2 separate regions of the Homo sapiens genome follow, and region 1 is linked to region 2. A link is an interaction called in ENCODE POLR2A ChIA-PET data of the cell type or tissue named here. Cell type or tissue: CD4-positive, alpha-beta T cell. All regions are shown on one strand. Links, peaks and the distances in the headings refer to the core of each region. The heading gives the core; the rest is flanking DNA. Region 1 overlaps USP32 (ubiquitin specific peptidase 32). Region 2 overlaps CLTC (clathrin heavy chain).

What was found. Peaks named below come from ENCODE experiments on the same cell type or tissue, not always from the same donor. Only the 100,000 strongest peaks of a DNase experiment are listed, where the experiment ranks them.
Region 1: POLR2A ChIA-PET joins it to region 2 with 5 read pairs; 2 of 35 experiments call an interaction of 5 or more read pairs at or near these places.

The regions. Positions count from the first base shown.
Region 1 is chr17:60,338,316-60,348,798 of GRCh38, reverse strand. USP32 (ubiquitin specific peptidase 32) reads left to right here. Exons shown (of 34, transcript NM_032582.4): 2 at 3,191-3,318. Among named protein-coding and RNA genes, the nearest start is that of USP32, 49 kb to the left of the region's middle. In CD4-positive, alpha-beta T cell, for the core only: no CTCF peak of the experiment used is centred there; no DNase peak of the experiment used is centred there.
Region 2 is chr17:59,651,594-59,660,327 of GRCh38, reverse strand. CLTC (clathrin heavy chain) reads right to left here. Exons shown (of 32, transcript NM_004859.4): 6 at 4,301-4,474. Among named protein-coding and RNA genes, the nearest start is that of CLTC, 36 kb to the right of the region's middle. In CD4-positive, alpha-beta T cell, for the core only: no CTCF peak of the experiment used is centred there; a DNase peak (open chromatin) is centred at 3,527.

The DNA.
Region 1 (10,483 bases), core at 3,657-7,656, 690 kb before region 2:
AAGCACTCTTTAGTCTTTATCTTTTTTTTTTTTAAGACAGTCTCGCTCTGTCACCCAGGCTAGAGTGCAGTGGCACGATCATGGCCCACTGCAGCCTTGACTTCCCGGGCTCAAGTGATCCTCCCATCTCAGCCTCCTGAGTAGCTATAGGCACGTGCCACCAAGTGTGGCTAATTTTTCTGTTTTTGTAGAGACAGGGTCTCACTATGTTGCCTAGGGTGGTCTCTAACTCCTGGTCTCAAGCCATCCTCCTGCCTTGGCCTCCCAAAGTGCTAGGATTATAGGTATGAGCCACTGCACCTGGCCTAGTCTTTATCTTGCTGGTCCTTTCTGCCTTAACTTGATAAGTCCCCTTTTCCTGGCCTTTGGAGAGCATACTCTTCTACTTCTCCTTCTTTTCTCCTGACTATTCCATATCAATTTTCTTTCTCTTTCTTAGTTTTTCCCTCTGTTTCCTTCCTCTTGGAAACACTGGCTTCTTCTAGTTTTGGTGTGTCTCATTATGCTTCTTCCTCATGGTTTTAATTACTACCTCTATACTGATGACTCCTATCAACCTCTCTTAAGCTTTACATTTAAAATTCTAAAACCCCATTGCATTTTCCAAGGTTTCCCATATTCAGTATCCTTAAAAAAGTTTATCATCTTTTTTCCTGACTTACTCTTTTTTTTTTTTTGAGACGGGGTCTCGCTCTGTTGCCCAGGCTGGAGTGCAGTGGCGCTATCTTGGCTCACTGCGAGCTCCGCCTCCCGAGTTCACGCCATTCTCCTGCCTCAGCCTCCCAAGTAGCTGGGACTACAGGTGCCCGCCACCAGGCCTGGCTAATTTTTTGTATTTTTAGTAGAGACGGGGTTTCATTGTGCTAGCCAGGATGGTCTGGATCTCCTGACCTCGTGATCCGCCCGCCTCAGCCTCCCAAAGTGCTGGGATTACAGGCGTGAGCCACTGCGCCCAGCCTTTCCTGACTTATTCTTACATTCTCTGTCTACATAATAACATAATCCTTGAAGTTTCTCGGTACTGGCTGTGTGCGGTGGCTCAAGCCTGTAATCCCAGTCAAGGTGGGCAGATCACTTGAGGTCAGGAGATCAAGACCAGCCTGGCCAACATGGTGAAACTAAAAATACAAAAATTAGCCAGGTGTAGGCCGGGCGCGGTGGCTCACGCCTGTAATCCCAGCACTTTGGGAGGCTGAGGCGGGTGGATCACGAGGTTAGGAGATCGAGACCATCCTGGCTAACACAGTGAAACCCTGTCTCTACTAAAAATACAAAAAATTAGCTGGGCGTGGTGGCGGGCGCCTGTAGTCCCAGCTACTCGGGAGGCTGAGGCGGGAGAATGGCATGAACCTGGGAGGCGGAGCTTGCAGTGAGCAGAAATCGTGCCACTGCACTCCTGCCTGGGCGACAGAGCAAGATGCCGTCTCATAAAAAAAAAAAAAAAAAATGAGCCAGGTGTGGTGGTGCGCACCTGTATTCCCAGGTACTTGGGAGGATGAGGCAGGCAAATTGCTTGAACCTGGGAGACAGAGGTTGCAGTGACCTGAGATCATGCCACTGCACTCCAGCCTGGGTGACAGAGTGAGACTCTGTCTCAAAAAAAGAAAAAAAAAAGCTTCCCAGTACTGCTTCTACTCTCAGTCTAGCTTCAAGTTCTACTGACCCTCTGGATATTTCCCAAATTTAGCTCCTTTTCTTGTAGTAGCAGGCTATTGCTTCCAGATTTGTTCTGTTCTCTTTGTTATTGGTAGAGTGAGCTATCTGAATTATATCTCACTGTGTTTTTTTCTCGTCTGCCTGCAGTTTTTATCTGAGTTGTATCTGACTGTGTCCCTTCCTTATGACAGGACAGAGTCTCTGTGACTTGGTCTTGCTGCCTCTCTAGGTTTATCGTTTGCTACTCCGTGCTTTGCTGTAGTAAGATACTTTTATGATACATTTTTATACTTCATTGTACTTTGAAGCAAACTGTAATTTCTGACCAGCATATCCTTGTTCATTTTGCTTGGTTTAGCCTTTAAAATTTAATGTAATTATCTTCATCTGGAAGAATTCTCTGTTTTCTCTAGCATGGGTCAAAGGTACCATTTCTGTGCCTCTATTGTGATTGTGGTACTGATCATGTAATAGTAAAGGGTGTTTATTTCTTTGTTCTTGTAGATAGAGATTGTTCCATATAGTGAAAAAAAGTTTTCAATGCATAAAATAAAGTAATGGCTCAGTAATTTTTTTGTTTTTGATAATAAGTATCTAAAAATTTTAGTTTGTTAATATCATCTGTTTATGAACTATTTTCTTTTTAAATAATGACAAAATCCAAGCTAAACTTGAAGACTGTTCTCCATATGGATAGAGATGTGCTCAAGGAGTACAAATAATATAATTTTTATCACAAAGGAGATTAATGTATTGCTGCTGAAAACATTAATGCCAGAATCCAGTGGCATTTAGCTTACCTGCTAATTTGAAATATTTGTTACTTCTTTGCCCCTGCCTAAAATTTGTATGCCTATATTAAAGTTTTGTCTTTTGAAAATTGAATGTTAAGAATTTTGGCTTGGCGTGCTGGCTCATGCTTTTAATCTCAGCATTTCTGGAGGCCAAGGTGGGAGGACTGCCTGAGCCCAGGAGTTCAAGACCAGCCTGGGCAACATGGCGAGACCCATCTCTTAAAAAAAAAAAATTATACTTATTTTCTAAATTAGATTTGAAAATATTAGAATTATGACTAAATGTCATAGAGTTTTATTTAACCAAAAAAGAAGTGTAATGCTTGCCAATTTTTCTTTTTTTTTCTTTTTATTTATTTATTTTTTTGAGACAGAGTTTCGCTCTGTTGTCCATGCTGGAGTGCGGCGGCATGGTCTTGGCTCAGTGCAACCTCCATCTCCCAGGTTCAAGTGATTATCGTGTCTCAGCCTCCCAAGTAGCTGGGATTATAGGCATGCACCACCATGCCCAGCTAATTTTTGTTTTTTTTGTAGAGATGGGGTTTCGCCACATTGTCCAGGCTGATCTTGAACTCCTGGCCTTAAGTGATCCGCCTGCCTTGGCCTTCCAAAGTACTGGGATTATAGGCGTGAGCCACTGTGCCTAGCCTCAATTTTTCTTAGGAGCCAGGTTGAAAAAAATTATGAGACACCTCTTTTCTCTCCTGATTTCTTACCCATCTTCTGTTTCTGAATTGCAGTTACAGATGTAGAGCTAAAACGACTGAAGGATGCTTTCAAGAGGACCTGTGGACTCTCATATTACATGGGCCAGCACTGCTTCATCCGGGAAGTGCTTGGGGATGGAGTGCCTCCAAAGGTTGCTGAGGTAATCTTTTTGTTCTAAGTTTTCCTTTGAGGTAGTTATCCACCTCCACCAGCCTAAATTCCTGAGGGGCCTTCTGCTCTTAACAGATTTAATCTTACCTGTAGTTATTTTTCTTCCTGAGTGGGTAAACAATGTTTTGTTTTAGATGTCAACGTGGCTGTGTTCTTAGAGGTCAAGTGGGAGTACTACAGAGCTGTAATTCTGTTTCTTTTGTACTTTAGAGCTTTAATAGCCACTGATTATGATCATAGGAACATTTCCATGATTGGCTTCTTATTCTTAGAAAGTTAATCTCTGTGACATAAAAATTTTTATGTTGCAAATATGTTTTATAAATTTTATGTTAAAGAAAATTTTCTGTATAGTAAAACATAGTTAATTCTATAAAATTAAATGTTGTAAATGAAATACTAACTTATTGGGACTTAATTAAATTTTTATTTAAGTTCTACTAAAATGTTTAGGTAGAAATAAAATGTGCTAAGTTGATATATTCTGTTTCTAAAAATAATATGTTTAACCGGCGCCACTGTGCGTCCCTGTAGTCCCAGCTACTCAGGAGGCTGAAATAGGAGGCTTGCTTAAGCCCAAGAACTCGAGTCCAGTCTAGGCAACATAGTGAGACACTGTCTCTAAAAAAAATAAAATAAAAGTTTACTATTTTGTAGTTATGTACACAGATGTACATTTTGTCATTCTAAATGAGAAATAAGAATAAAATTTATTGGCTGGGTATGTTGGCTTATGCCTATAATCTCAGCACTTTGGGAGATCGAGGCAGGAGGATCACTTGAGCTCAGGAGTTCCAGGCCAGCCTGGGCATAGTGAGACCTCATCTCTACTTAAAAACAGCAACCAAAAAAATTAGCAGACATGATGGTGTGTGCCTGTAAGTCCCAGGTACTCAGGAGGCTGAAGTAGGAGGATTGCTTGAGTCCAGGAGTTTGAGGCTAGAGTGAGCTATGATTGCACCACTGCACTCCAGCCTGGGTGACAGTGAGACCCTGTCTCAAAAGAAAAAAAGAATAAATTTTATAAGATAATAAAAACTATGGCTGGGCAAGGTGTCTCACACCTGTAATCCCCGCACTTTGGGAGGCCGAGGCGGGTGAATCACGAGGTCAGGAATTCGAGACCAGCCTGGCCAACATGGTAAAACACCATTTCTACTAAAAATACAAAAAATTAGCTGGGCTTAGTGGCGGGTGCCTGTAATCCCAGCTACTCGGGAGGCTGAGGCAGGAGAATTGCTTGAACCCAGGAGGCGGAGGTTGCAGTGAGTTGAGACTGTGCCACTGCACTCCAGCCCGGGCAACAGAATGAGACTCTGACTCAAAAAAAAAAAAAAAAAATAGGAATTTTAGGCTTGGTATATTATATAGAACCATTCTTTGCCATTTTTAATTAACCCTAGTTTCTATTTCTTTTTATTTTCTTTTTTTCTTTGAGACAGAGGTTTGCTCTTGTTGCCCAGGCTGGAGTGCAATGGCATGGTCTTGGCTCATGGCAAGTTTCGCCTCCCAGGTTCAAGCGATTCTCCTGCCTCAGCCTCCTGAGTAGCTGGGATTACAGGCTCCCACCACCATGCCCAGCTAATTTTTTGGTATTTTTAGTAGAGACGAGGTTTCACCATGTTGGCCAGGCTGGTCTTGAACTCCTGACCGCAGGTGACCTACCCGCCTTGGCCTCCCAAAGTGCTGGGATTGCAGGCGTGAGCCACCATGCCTGGCCTTCTCTAGTTCTTTTAATTGTGATGTTAGAGTGTTGATTTTAGATCTTTCCTGCTTTCTCTTGTGGGCATTTAGTGCTATAAATTTCCCTCTACACACTGCTTTAAATGTGTCCCAGAGATTCTGGTATGTTGTGTCTTTGTTCTCATTGGTTTCAAAGAACATCTTTATTTCTGCCTTCATTTCGTTATTTACCCAGTAGTCATTCAGGAGCAGGTTGTTCAATTTCCATGTAGTTTTGCAGTTTTGAGTGAGTTTCTTAATCCTGAGTTCTAATTTGATTGCACTGTGGTCTCAGAGACAGTTTGTTGTGATTTCTATTCTTTTACATTTCTGAGGAGTGCTTTACTTCTAATTATGTGGTCAATTTTAGAATAAATGCGATGTGGTGCTGAGAAGAATGTATGTTCTGTTGATTTGGGGTGGAGAGTTCTGTAGATTTCTATTAGGTCTGCTTGGTGTAGAGCTAAGTTCAAGTCCCGGATATCCTTGTTAACCTTCTGTCTCGTTGATCTGTCTAATATTGTCAGTGGGGTGTTAAAGTCTCCCATTATTATTGTGTGGGAGTCCAAGTCTCTTTGTAGGTCTCTAAGGACCTGCTTTATGAATCTGGGTGCTCCTGTATTGGGTGCATATATATTTAGGATAGATAGCTCTTCTTGTTGAATTGATCCCTTTACCATTACGTAATGGCCCAAGATGGCCGAATAGGAACAGCTCTGGTCTGCAGCTCCCAGCGTGATCGATGCAGAAGACGGATGATTTCTGCATTTCCAACTGAGGTACCTGGTTCATCTCATTGGGACTGGTTGGACAATGGGTGCAGCCCACGGAGGGCGAGGTGAAGCAGGGTGGGGCGTTGCCTCACCCAGGAAGCGCAAGGGGTTAGGGGATTTCCCTTTCCTAGCCACGGGAATCCATGTCAGACTGTAACTAGAAAAACGGGACACTCCTGCCCAAATACTGCACTTTCCCCAAGGTCTTAGCAACCAGCAGAGGAGATTCTCTCCCGTGCCTGACTCAGCGGGTCCCATGCCCACGGAGCCTTGCTCACTGTTAGCGCAGCAGTCTGAGATCAAACTGTGAGGTGGCAGCCTGGCTGAGGGAGGGGCATCCACCATTGCTGAGGCTTGAGTAGGTAAACAAAGCTGCCAGGAAGCTTGAACTGGGAGGAGCCCACTGCAGCTCAGCAAGGCCTACTGCCTCTAGACTCCACTTCTGTGGGCAGGGCATAGCTGAACAAAATGCAGCAGACAACTTCTGCAGACTTAAACGTCCCTGTCTGACAGCTCCGAAGAGAGCAGTGGCTCTCCCGGCATGGCATTTGAGCTCTGAGAACGGACAGACTGTCTCCTCAAGTGGGTTCCTGACCCCTGTGTAGCCTAACTGGGAAACACTTCTGAGTAGGGGCCTACAGACACCTCATATAGGCAGGTGCCCCTTTGGGAAGAAGCTTCCAGAGGAAGGATCGGGCAGCAATATTTGCTGTTCTGCAATATTTGCTGTTCTGCAGCCTCTACTGGTGATACCCAGGCAAACAAGGTCTTGAGTGGACCTCCAGCAAATTCCAACAGACCTGCAGCTGAGAGACCTGAGTGTTAGAAGGAAAATGAACAAACAGAAAGGAATAGCATCATCATCAACAAAAAGGACATCTACACCAAAATCCCATCTGGGGGTCACCAACATCAAAGACCAAAGATAGATAAAAACCACAAAGATGGGGAGAAACCAGAGCAGAAAAGCTGAAAATTCTAAAAATCAGAGTACCTCATCTCCTCCAAAGGATCGCAGCTCCTCGCCAGCAACAGAACAAAGCAGGATGGAGAATCACTTGACGAGTTGACAGAAGTAGGCTTCAGAAGGTTGGTAATAACAAACTTCTCCGAGCTAAAGGAGTATGTTCGAACCCATCGCAAGGAAGCTAAAAAACCTTGAAAAAAGGTTAGACGAATGGCTAACTAGAATAAACAGTGTAGAGAAGACCCTAAATGACCTGATGGAGCTGAAAACCATGGCGCGAGAACTTCGTGATGCATGCACAAGTTTCAATAGCGGATTCAATCAAGTGGAAGAAAGGGTATCAGTGATCGAATATCAAATCAATGAAATAAAGCAAGAAGACAAGGTTAGAGAAAAAAGAGTAAAAAGAAATGAACAAAGCCGCCAAGAAATATGAGACTATGTGAAAAGACCAAATCTACGTTTGATTGGTGTTCTCTTGGCAAAAGCCCTACAAGCCAGAAGAGAGTGGGGGCCAATATTCAACATTCCTAAAGAATTTTCAACCCGGAATTTCATATCCAGCCAAACTAAGCTTCATAAGTGAAGGAGAAATAAAATCCTTTACAGACAAGCAAATGCTGAGAGATTTTGTCACCACCAGGCCTGCCTTACAAGAGCTCCTGAAGGAAGCATTAAACATGGAAAGAAACAACTGCTACCAGCCACTGCAAAAAGTGATGGGGAGAATGGAACCAAGCTGGAAAACACTCTTTAGGATATTATCCAGGAGAACTTCCCCAACCTAGCAAGGCAGGCCAACATTCAAATTCAGGAACAGAGAACACCACAAAGATACTCCTCAAGAAGAGCAACCCCAAGACACATAGTTGTCAGATTCACTAAGGTTGAAATGAAGGAAAAAATGTTAAGGGCAGCCAGAGAGAAAGGTCGAGTTACCCACAAAGGGAAGCCCATCAGACTAACAGTGGGTCTCTAGGCAAAAGCCCTACAAGCCAGAAGAGAGTGGGGGCCAATATTCAACATTCTTAAAGAAAAGAATTTTCAACCCAGAATTTCATATCTAGCCAAACTGAGCTTCATAAGTGAAGGAGAAATAAAATCCTTTACAGACAAGCAAATGGTGAGAGATTTTGTCACCACCAGGCCTGCCTTACAAGAGCTCCTGACAGAAGCACTAAACATGGAAAGAAACAACCGGTACCAGCCACTGCAAAAACATGCCAAATTGTCAAGATCATTGATGCTATGAAGAAACTGCATCAATTAATGGGCAAAATAACCAGCTAACATCATAATGACAGGATCAAATTCACATGTAACAATATTAACCTTAAATGTAAATGGGCTAAATGCCCCAATTAAAAGGCACAGATTGGCAAATTGGATAAAGAGTCAAGACCCATCAGTGTGCTGTATTCAGGAGACCCATCTCACGTGCAAAGTCGTACATAGGCTCAAAATAAAGGGATGGAGAAAGATCTACCAAGCAAATGGAAAGCCAAAAAAAGCAGGGGTTGTAATCCTAGTCTCTGATAAAACAGACTTTAAACCAACAACGATCAAAAGAGACAAAGAATTTTTGTATTTTTTGTAGAATCGTGGTTTTGCCATCTTGCCCAGGCTGGTTTTGAACTCCTGAGCTCAAATGATCCTCTCCCACCTTGGCCTCCCAAAGTGTCAGGATTACAGGTGTGAGCCACTGAGCTTGGCAGGGCTGGTAATTTTGAAGCTTGAATTTAGTTTTAGTGGGTGGATAGACTCATGGAATGGATGATCTATATTCCACAACTGCAGGGAGGTCAAGTTAAATAATGGGATTTATAAACAAGGTAATTAGTTGCAAAGCTAGGGAAGGGTCAGTGCATATGACCCTTGTGAGTTCTTTTTCAAAATCCTATGGAGAAAAAAAAATCCTATGGAGAGCTTGGACCTTTAAGTCTGAGTAAACAGAGCATCATTATTCTTGGTGAGATTCTGAAATTAATGTTTTGAGATATCATAGCAGTATTTTAACATCAGTATATCTATAAAGAAAGCTACAGGACTACACAAGCTGCCAGTTGTAGATGGAAAGAACTTTATTCCCTAGCTAATAATGTTTTGTTTTAATAGTAAAAGTAATAACATATATTTTTTAAGAGCAAGGAACGATATTTTTGGGATTTTATTATAAAAGGTTCATGCACTTAAAAAGGATAACCACTTTAGAATATATTATATAAGGAAGCAATGTAAATTTCTAAATTATTTTCCTGAAAACAGTAGCTTTATATTTTTAGAGCAAAAGAGAGATTTATCTAGGATTAATGGAGCTCCAATTTTTACTTCCGAAGACTTACTGTTATACATTCCAATGCAGAGAATATTTTAGGTGAGGAATAAGAACTCATGGCAGTTTATACTTTTTTTTTTTTTTTTTTTGAGATGGAGTTTTGCTCTTGTTGCCCAGGGTGGAGTGCAACAGCATGATCTCAGCTCACTGCAAACTCCGCCTCCCAGTTTCAAGCAATTCTCCTGCCTCAGCCTCCCAAGTAGCTGGGATTGCAGGTGCCCACCACCACGCCTGGCTAATTTTTGTATTTTTAGTAGAGACGAGGTTTTACCATGTTGGCCAGGCTGGTTTCAAACTCCTGACCTCAGGTAATCCACCTGTCTCAGCCTCCTAAAGTGCTGGGATTACAGGTGTAAGCCACCATGCTCGGCCATTTATACCTTTTAGCACTTATGTGCATATCTCATTAGACATACTGTTTTGAGGATAGATTAGTGTACTTAATATTTTTATGTTCTTCTAGGCTGGGCGCGGTGGCTCATGCCTGCAATCCCAGCACTTTGGGAGGCTGAGACGGGCAGATCACCTGAGGTCAGGAGTTTGTGACCAGCCTGGCCAACATGGTGAAACCCCCATCTGTACTAAAAATGCAAAAATTAGCTGGGCGTGGTGGCGGGCTCCTGTAATCCCAGCTACTTGGGAGGCCAAGGTAGGAGAATTGCTTGAACCCAGGAGACAGAGGTTGCAATCAGCCAAGATCACGTCACTGCTCTCCAGCCTGGGCAACAGAGCAAGACTCCGTCTCAAAAAAAGAAAGAAAGAAACAAAGAAAATATTTTTATGTACTTCTAATCTTGCTTATAATCGTAACCATGTATTACTTGAATAAAATAATGAACAGAATTTGAGGGGATTGAGAAAACAAGGTAAATGGAAAATAAATGAAAAATGTATTCTACTTGAGATTAGTCTTTTTCTGAACCAAGGCCACTATGTTTTTTTTGAGACAGGGTCTCACTCTGCCACCAAGGCTAGAGTGCAGTGGTGCAATTTCGGCTCACTGCATCCTCGACCTCCTGAAGTCAAGCAATCCTCTCACCTCAGCCTCTCAAGTAGCTGGGAATACAGGTGCGTGTCACCACGCCCAGCTAATTTTTGTGTTTTTTGTAGGGATGGGGTTTCACCATGTTGCCCAGGTGGTCTTGAACTCCAGAGCTCAGGTGATCACCCTGCCTCGACTTCCCAAATTGCTGGGATTACAGATGTGCGCTACCATGCCTGGCCTCACCAACTCTGAATTGTCTAGTGTTTTTATTTTCTTTAGGGTGCCACCTCCTCAGAACATCTACTCCTCTCAAACAAATTTAATAACAAAACATTTCTATGTAGTATTTTTTTTTTTTTTTTTGAGATAGAG
Region 2 (8,734 bases), core at 1,770-5,769:
TGTTTAGAACAGGTTAATACTGAGTCACAAAGGTAATGAAATTGTGACAGCTGTTTTCTTGCTGCCATTAAAAAATAATGAAAGGAAGGAAGACAAGGAGAAAAAAAATTAAGGAGATTTGAAAACAAATGTCATAGGGTGTTAGGCCATTATGTGGTTCCTAAAATATGGCTATTCTATAATCTAAATAACTTACTTCATTGTCCAAACTAACTGCTTTGATACCATCTATTCATTCTTAACACAGTCAGTATCAAAAATTAACATTCCCACTTAATTGAGCTCTGAAAGACAACTCCACATAATTTAAAACTTCTTGAGGACTTCAATCTTGATAACCTACAGAAAATGACACTGAAGAAGCTATGATATCTAAATGACATTTAGGGTTCACTTGCAAGTTGTTTAAGGTATACTCCTTTTAATTTTAGGATTTTTCTTTACAAGAATTTTTTGGTAATTTTCGTTAATTACATTTTCATTCCTAGAGAGCAGATTATATACTCAATGAAGGGAGGGACCACTGAATCCTCAAGCAGCTAACATAATACAAGGAACATGGTAGGTGCTTGAAAAAATAGGCCGGGTGCAGTGGCTCACGCCTGTAATCCCAGCACTTTGGGAGGCCAAGGCAGGTGGATCATGAGGTCAGGAGTTCAAGACCAGCCTGACCAACATGGTGAAACCCCACCTCTACTAAAAAAAAAATATAAAAATTAGCCGGGCATGGTGGCACGCGCCTGTAGTCACTAGGGAGGATGAAGCAGGAGAATCGCTTGAACCCAGGAGGCAGAGGTTTCAGTAAGCCAAGATGGCACGACTGCACTCCAGCCTGGGCAACAGAGGGAGACTCTGTCTCAAAAAAAAAAAAAAATTAATTAAAAATAAAAAATAAAAATAAAATAATAATAATATCAGTAAAGGCCAATTTCTAATTGCTTGTTTGGAAAATTACCTACCCTCAAACCTCTCAATGCCACAGAATATTTTCTGGCTTGCCCCAAAAGCTGAACTACTGTCAACTGCCATAGAGAAAGGGAGTCCTTCTCTACCCATCCATCCCATTCCCCAGTGCAGAACTAGTCATATGCCCTAGCTTATAAACTACTCATATTACCCCAACAGCACTTCTCAACCTAATATAATTGTATAATTTTTTCTCAGTTACTGTTCACATGAGGAAAGGGGGTTTGTCTTTGTTTAACTGTATTACTAGCAATATGCAATTAGTATAGCATAAAACGTATTTAATTTGTTGAATAAATGAATATAGGAAATTTCTGTCCCCAAATCAGTAAGAATTGAAAAATACTTGAGAACTCAGTGAACCAAATAGATAGATAGGTAACAGTCTGCCCTGCCAATTCTACTACTCCTTTCAGGGAAAATGAAGAAATTTCAACCTCCAAGATTTTACTTCTATAGGTCCGACCTCCATCCTCAAGGCTTATTTAAAGGAAGTAATAATTACTTTCTTTATAGTTATTTGCATTCCTGAGCCCCAACCTTAACTCAAATCTTACCTTAGGTTTCCCCACATACTGAATCCACAGTTTTATCGTTATCATACTTAAAGACTGTTCTAGCAGATTTCTAGCAACCAGTCCTTAGTAAGATCTGCTACAGGAAACAGAAAAGGCTCCAGTGTCTTCTAAAGTACTCAGTTCTATCAAATTAAGAATTTAAGTCAGATGTTGACTATAATATCACTTTAATTGATTTTGCTTTTTCAACCCATAGAAGCCACTTACTCATTCCTTCAGGGAATATGCCAAGTTGGTAGACTTTAGCAAAGAGTAGAAGAAAGCCCTAAGGTTACTGTAAATACTCATCTCTTTACTCAAAGTAGCTGGCACATAAAATTTGGGAGGAAGGGAAAGTAACAATCAACAAGTTCCCAGAATTAGAGTTATGAACACCAAGAATGTGTCATGAAATTATTTAAGGTTAAGCGCTATCTTAAAACAGCACAACAGCAGAAACAAAAAGTGGCGAGGCGTGGTGGCTCATGCCTGTAATCCTAGCACTTTGGGAGGCCAAGGCAGGAGGATCGCTTGAGCCCAGGAGTTCAAGACCAGCCTAGGCAACATAGCAAGACCCTGGCGCTCTCTCTCTTTTTTTTTTTGAGACGGAGTCTCGCTCTGTTACCCAGGCTGGAGTGCAATGGCACAATATTGGCTCACAGCAACCTCTGCCTCATGGGTTCAAGCAATTCTCCTGTCTCAGCCTCCCAAGTAGCTAGGACGACAGGCACCTGCCACCACACCCAGCTAATTTTTTTTCGTATTTTTAGTAGAGACGAGGTTTCACCATATTGGTCAGGCTGGTCTCAAACTCCTGACCCCAGGTGATCCACCCACCTCAGCCTCTCAAAGTACTGGGATTACAGGCGTGAGACACTGTGCCCAGCCCCTGTCTTTTTTTTTATTTTTTTAATTAATTAAGAGTTTAAAAAAAAAAGCCCCTGGCTTCACAACTTCATGATTATTAAATTATCACTAATCTAGTTCACCAAAAGACCAATATATTCTTGATTTTCCTTCTTTTTTTTTTTTTTTTTGAGACAGAGTCTTGCTCTGTCATCCAGGCTAGAGTACAGTGGCGCGATCTCAGCTCATAGAAACCTCCGCCTCCCAGGTTCAAGTGATTCTTTTGCCTCAGCCTCCCGAGTAGCTAGCATTACAGGCATGCACCACCACAGCCGGCTAACTTTTTGTATTTTTAGTAGAGACAGGGTTTCACCATGTTGGCCAGGCTGGTCTTGAACTCCTGAGCTCAGGCAATCTGCCCGCATCGGCCTCCCAAAGTGCTGGGATTACAGGTATGAGCCACTGAGCCTAGCCTTATTCTTGATTTTTCTAAGCAAGACACTCATAACTGAATATCTGAAAGCTACTGAATTTTTAAAACTGCTTTTGTCCCAGACACTGACTGGTGCTAGAAATATAATTTACTAAAGACAATCCCTTTTTCTAATGATGAATAGTGACTGCAACAGCTTAGCGAGCAATTTTAATAAGTATGGTAAATGTTATGAGGAGAAAGCCCTAAGTTCTAGGAGTACAGAGCAAAAGCACCTAACCAGGTCTGGAGTTAAGGTGGGGCATGGGTAGGTAGGGATGCACTCCCTTTCCCTAGAGGAATTGTCTCTTCATATACATAACATTTTTCAAAAATTAACTGAATGAAGGAGAAACAAAATCTATCTACTTCCTTTGCTTATTATCTGGGAAAAATACTAATTTGGAAGAAAATGAGTAAAAGGCAAGACCAGTAACAGTATTTTTAAAATGTTTAGCCATTTTTCAGAAAATTAACATAGCTCCTGGTAAAATATTCTTATTAATATTAAAATAGGCTGTGCGCCGTGACTCACGCCTGTAATCCCAGCACTTTGGGAGGCTGGGGCGGGTGGATCACAAGGTCAGGAGTTTGAGACCAGCCTGGCCAAAATGGTGAAAGCCCGCCTCTACTAAAAATACAGAAATTAGCCGGGTGCAGTGACTCACATCTGTAATTGCAGCTACTTGGGAGGATGAGGCAAGAGAATTGCTTAAACCCGGGAAGTGGAGGTTGTAGTGAGCTGAGATCATGCCACTGCACTCTAACCTGGGTGACAGAGCAAGACTCCATCTCAAGAAAAAAAAAAAAAAAAAAAAAATTAAAATAATAAGATGACAGATAAAGAATCACTTGCTAGATGGTATGAAGAGGTTTTTCAAAAATGACAAATTTAGAACGGATAATATTTTTCCTACCAAACTGATTAGCTTTCCAGGCATCCCACAAGAGGTACTGAAACATATCACCTTCTAACATGTAATAGTAATGCTTAATTAAGGAGCTAGGAAAAGGGATGTAGGTAGAATTCTTTTCCCTGTAGTTGATAATTGCTCTGCCTTGGAGATAACAGAAAATTCCTTAAAAAAATAGTCTGTCAAATATGACCCTAAATTGTTTCTTTGCATGGGGAATCACTTCTTTTGACAGTAATGCATCTATACAGTCCTAGATGGCTATAAACCAGTTTCTCTGAGACAGGATTAAAGAGAGACTTTGTATTCATACACATCTCTATTTTTAGGTATATATTATTTTCTTTTTTATCAGCTTACATCGTGCTTTGATATATATTATTTTCTAATATCCAAAGTTACTATTTACTTTTTGGAAAAAAACTAACAGTAATATGTTTATTTTCTATTTTTTAATCTTGGGGAGTAATTTCTCAAAAGGACAGGATTGTTCCCAACTCATCAGGTTATCTTATTTTATTGCTTAAGTTTCAAGGTTTCCTTACTTGTCCCTTTCTGTTTACTCCAATTATTCCAGCTGTGGCTTCATGAGGTGCAGTAACAAAAATTGTTTCTCCACTGATTCTATTCATGTAGATGCAGGTACCAGTCTCAAGATCATAGAGGTGGATATAACCATACTTGGTTATCAAGAACACCACATCATGCTTTTCACTGATCTACAGAAAGAAAATCAACACTTTAGTAAAATAATGAATCTACAAACAGAAAATAAAAACATTCAGTCTAATTCCATTTTAGAGATGGTAAAATTCCAGAACAAGAGGGTTATTTGAAAAATTATAAGCTAATATTTAAAGTTTCCTTCATTTCTACAGCACATTTAAATATGGATATCCCAAGCTCTTATATAACATGAAACTGATAAGAGGAAAGACAATTCAAAACTTAGATAGCACAGTTTACGTATTACAGGGATACCTCATTTTACTGCACTTTGCAGTGCAGATGAATCTTTACGAATGGAAGGTTTATGGCAACCCTGCATCGAGCAAGCCTATTGGCACTATTTTCCAACAGCATGTGCTCTCTTCAGTGTCTCTGTGTCACGTTTTCATTAATTCTCACAATATTTCAAACCTTTTCATTATTGTATCTGTCATGTTGATCTGTGGCCAGTCATCTTTGATGTAACTATTATTTTGGGGTGTGATGAATTGCACCCACATAAGACAGCAAACTGAACTGATAAATATTGTGTGTGTTCTGACTGCTCCACCAACCAGCTGTTCTCCCGTTTCTTTCCCTTTCCTCAGGCCTCCCTATTACCTGAGACACAACAATATTAGGCCAATATAATAACTACAATTGCCTCTATGTGTTCTACCTCTCTTTTTAAATCGAAAGCTAGAAGTAATTTTAAGTTTAGTGAAAAAGACATGTCCAAGGCCAAGATAGGCTGAATGGTGGGCCTTTTGACCTAGCCAAGTTGTGAATACAAAGGAAAATTCTTGAAGGAAATTAAAGTGCTACTCCAGTGAACACATGAATGATAAGAAAACCTAACAGCTTTCTTGCTGATATGCAGAAAGTGCACTGGTGCAGTGGCTTACAAATGTAATCCCAGTCTCATTTTCTCACATCTAAGAAACCTACCACAGACAAAGTCAAACTCTAGGTACTTGCCATATTGAGATAATGTTTTGCAGGCCAAAGAGAAATAAAACGATTCTACTTTTGAATTTATGTAACTATCTAAATGAGCAGTTTTTTTCTCTTTTAAAATGTTATAGGCCAAGTGCAGTGGCTAATGCCTGTAATCCTAGCACTTTAGGAGGCCGAGGTGGGTGGATTGCCTGAGCTCAGGAGTTCGAGACCACCCTGGGCAAAACAGTGAAACCCTGTCTCTACTAAATACGGAAGAAATTAGCCAGGCATGGCAGTGTGCACCTGTAGTCCCAGCTACTGGGGAGGCTGAGGCAGGAGAATTGCTTGACCCCGGAGGCGGAGGTTGCAGTGAGCCGAGATGGTGCCACTGCACTCCAGCCTGGGCGACAGAGTGAGATTCCGTCTCTAAAAGAAAAATGTTATACACAGCTGGGTGCAGTGGCTCATGCCTGTAATCTCAGCACTTTGGGAGGCTGAGGCAGGTGGATCACTTGAGGTCAGGAGTTCGAGACCAGCCTGACCAACACGGTGAAGCCCTGTCTCTACTAAAAATACAAAAAAATTACCCAGGTGGGGTGGTGCGCGCCTGTAATCCCAGCTACATGGGAGGCTGAGGCACAATAATCACTTGAACCCGAGACGTGGAGGGTGCAGTGAGCTGAGATTGCGCCACTGCACTCCAGCCTGGGTGACAGAGCGAGACCGTCTCAAATAAAAATACAAATAAAAATGTTATACACTAGCCAGGTGCAGTGGTATGTGTCTGTATCCCAGCCACAGAGGAGGCTGAGGCAGAAGGATCACTTAAGGCCAGGAGTTTAAGACCAGCCTGGGCTGGGCATGGTGGCTCACGCCTGTGATCCCAGCACTTTGGGAGGCCAAGGTGGGCAGATCATTTGAGGTCAGGAGTTCAAGACCAGCCTGACCAACATGGCGAAACCCCAACTCTACTAAAAATACAAAAATTAGCCAGGTGTGGTGGCGGGTGCCTGTAATCCCAGCTACTCGGGAGGCTGAGGCATGAGAATCGCTTGAATCCAGGAGGCAGAGATTGCAGTGAGCTGAGATTGCGCCACTGCACTTCAGTCTGGGCAATAGAGAGACTCAGTGTCAAAAAAAAAAAAAAGACCAGCCAGGGCAACACAGTGAGACATTGTCTCTAAAATATTTTTTAAGTAGCCAGGCGTACTGGCATGTACCTGTAGTCCTACCTACTCTTAGCTACTCTGGAGGCTGAGGCAAGAGGATCAGTTGAGCCCAGGAGTTCCAAGGCTGCAGTGAGCTATGATCACAGCACTGCCTTCCAGCCTGGGCAACAGAGGGAGAACCTATCTCTTTAAAGAGGGAGAGGGAAAGGGAAAGAAAGAGGGGGAGAGAGGAGGAGAGGGAGAGGCAGAAGGAGAGGGAGAGGAGGCCGGGCGTGGTGGCTCATGCCTGTAATCCCACCACTTTGGGAGGCCGAGGTGGGTGGATCACGAGGTCAGGAGATCGAGACCATCCTGGCTAACACCGTGAAACCCCATCTCTACTAAAAATACAAAAAATTAGCCGAGGGTGGTGGTGGGTGCCTGTAGTCCCAGCTACTCGGGAGGCTGAGGCAGGAGAATGGCGTGAACCCAGGAGGCGGAGCTTGCAGTGAGCCGAGATCGCACCACTGCACTCCAGCCTGGGCGACAGAGAGAGACTCTGTCTCAAAAAAAAAAATAAATAAAATAAATAAATAAATAAATAAACAAATAAATAAAATAAAAGATCCAACCAGCTACAACATTCTCTTAAGCCAAAGCCTAATCTAGTTTAAGGCCCTAACTCTCCTCAATTCTGTGAAGGCTCAGAGAGGTGAGAAAGCAACAGAAGAAAAATTTGAAGGTAGCATAAGTTGATTCATGAGGTTTAAGCAAATAAACCATCTCTATAACATAAAAGTGCAAGGTGAAAAACCAAGTACTGATGTAGAAACTGCAGCAAGTTATATGGAAGATCTAGCTAAGATCATTGAAGGTGGCTACACTAAACAACAGATTTTCTCTACAGAGAAGTCAATGCCTGGCTTTAATGGACAGGCTGACTCTCTTATTAGGAACTAATGATGCTGGTGACTTTAAGGTGAAGCCAATGCTCATCTGCTATTCCAAAAATCCTAGGACCTTCAAGAATTATGCTAAATCTACTTTGCCTATGCTATAGAAATGGAACAGCAAAGCCCTGATGACAGCACATCTGTTTACAGCATGGTTTACTAAATCTTTTTATGCCTACTGTTGAGACCTACTGCTCAGAAAAAAAAAGATTCCTTTCAAAATGTTACTGCTCATCGACAATGCACATAGTCACCCAAGAGCTCTAATGGAGATATACAAGGAGATTAATATTGCTTTCATGTCTGCGAAGACAGCATCCACTCTGAAGCCTATGGACCAAAGAAGTAATTTTGACTTACAAGTCTTCTTATTTAAGAAATATTATTTCATAAGACCACAGCTGCCCTGAACAGTGATTCATCTGATGGATCTGGGCAAAGTAAATTTAAGTGAATCTGGAAAGGATTCACCACAGTAAATTTAAGTAACGGTCAATCTGGAAAGGATTCATCATTCTAGATGCCACTAAGAACACTGATGATTCATGGGAGGAAGTCAAAATATCAACATTAAAAGGAGTTTGGAAGAGGCTGATTCCAACCTTCATGGATGACTGAGGAGTTCAAGACTTGAGTGGAGCAAGTAAGTGGAGATGTGGTAGAAATAGCAAGAAAACCAGAATTAGAAATAGAGCCTAAAAATGTGACTGAATTACTGTAATCTCCTAGTAAAGGAGCTGCTTCTTAAGGATGGGCAAAGAAAAGAGGTTTCTTGAGATAAAATCTACTGCTGGTAAAGGTGCTGTGAACATTGCTGAATGACAACAAAGGATTTAGATTATTACAGAAACTTAGCTAATAAAGCAGTGGCAGGGTTTGAAAGAACTGACTCCAATTCTGAAAGATCTACTGTGGGTAAAATGCTATCAAACAGCAATGCACAGAGAAATCTTTTGTGAAAGAGTCAATTGATGCAGCAAACTTCTTTGCTGTCTTATTTTACGAAACTGCCACAGCCACCTCAACCTTCAGCAACCACCACTCTGATTATTCAGCAGCCATCGACATTGAGAAAAGACTTTCCACAAGCAAAAAGATTACAACTCACTAAAGGCTCAAATAATCATTAACATTTTTTAGCAATAAAGTATTTTTAAATTACAGTATGTATACTGTTTTTCTAGACAATGCTATTTCACACTTTACAGTAGACTACAGCATAGTGTTAAGT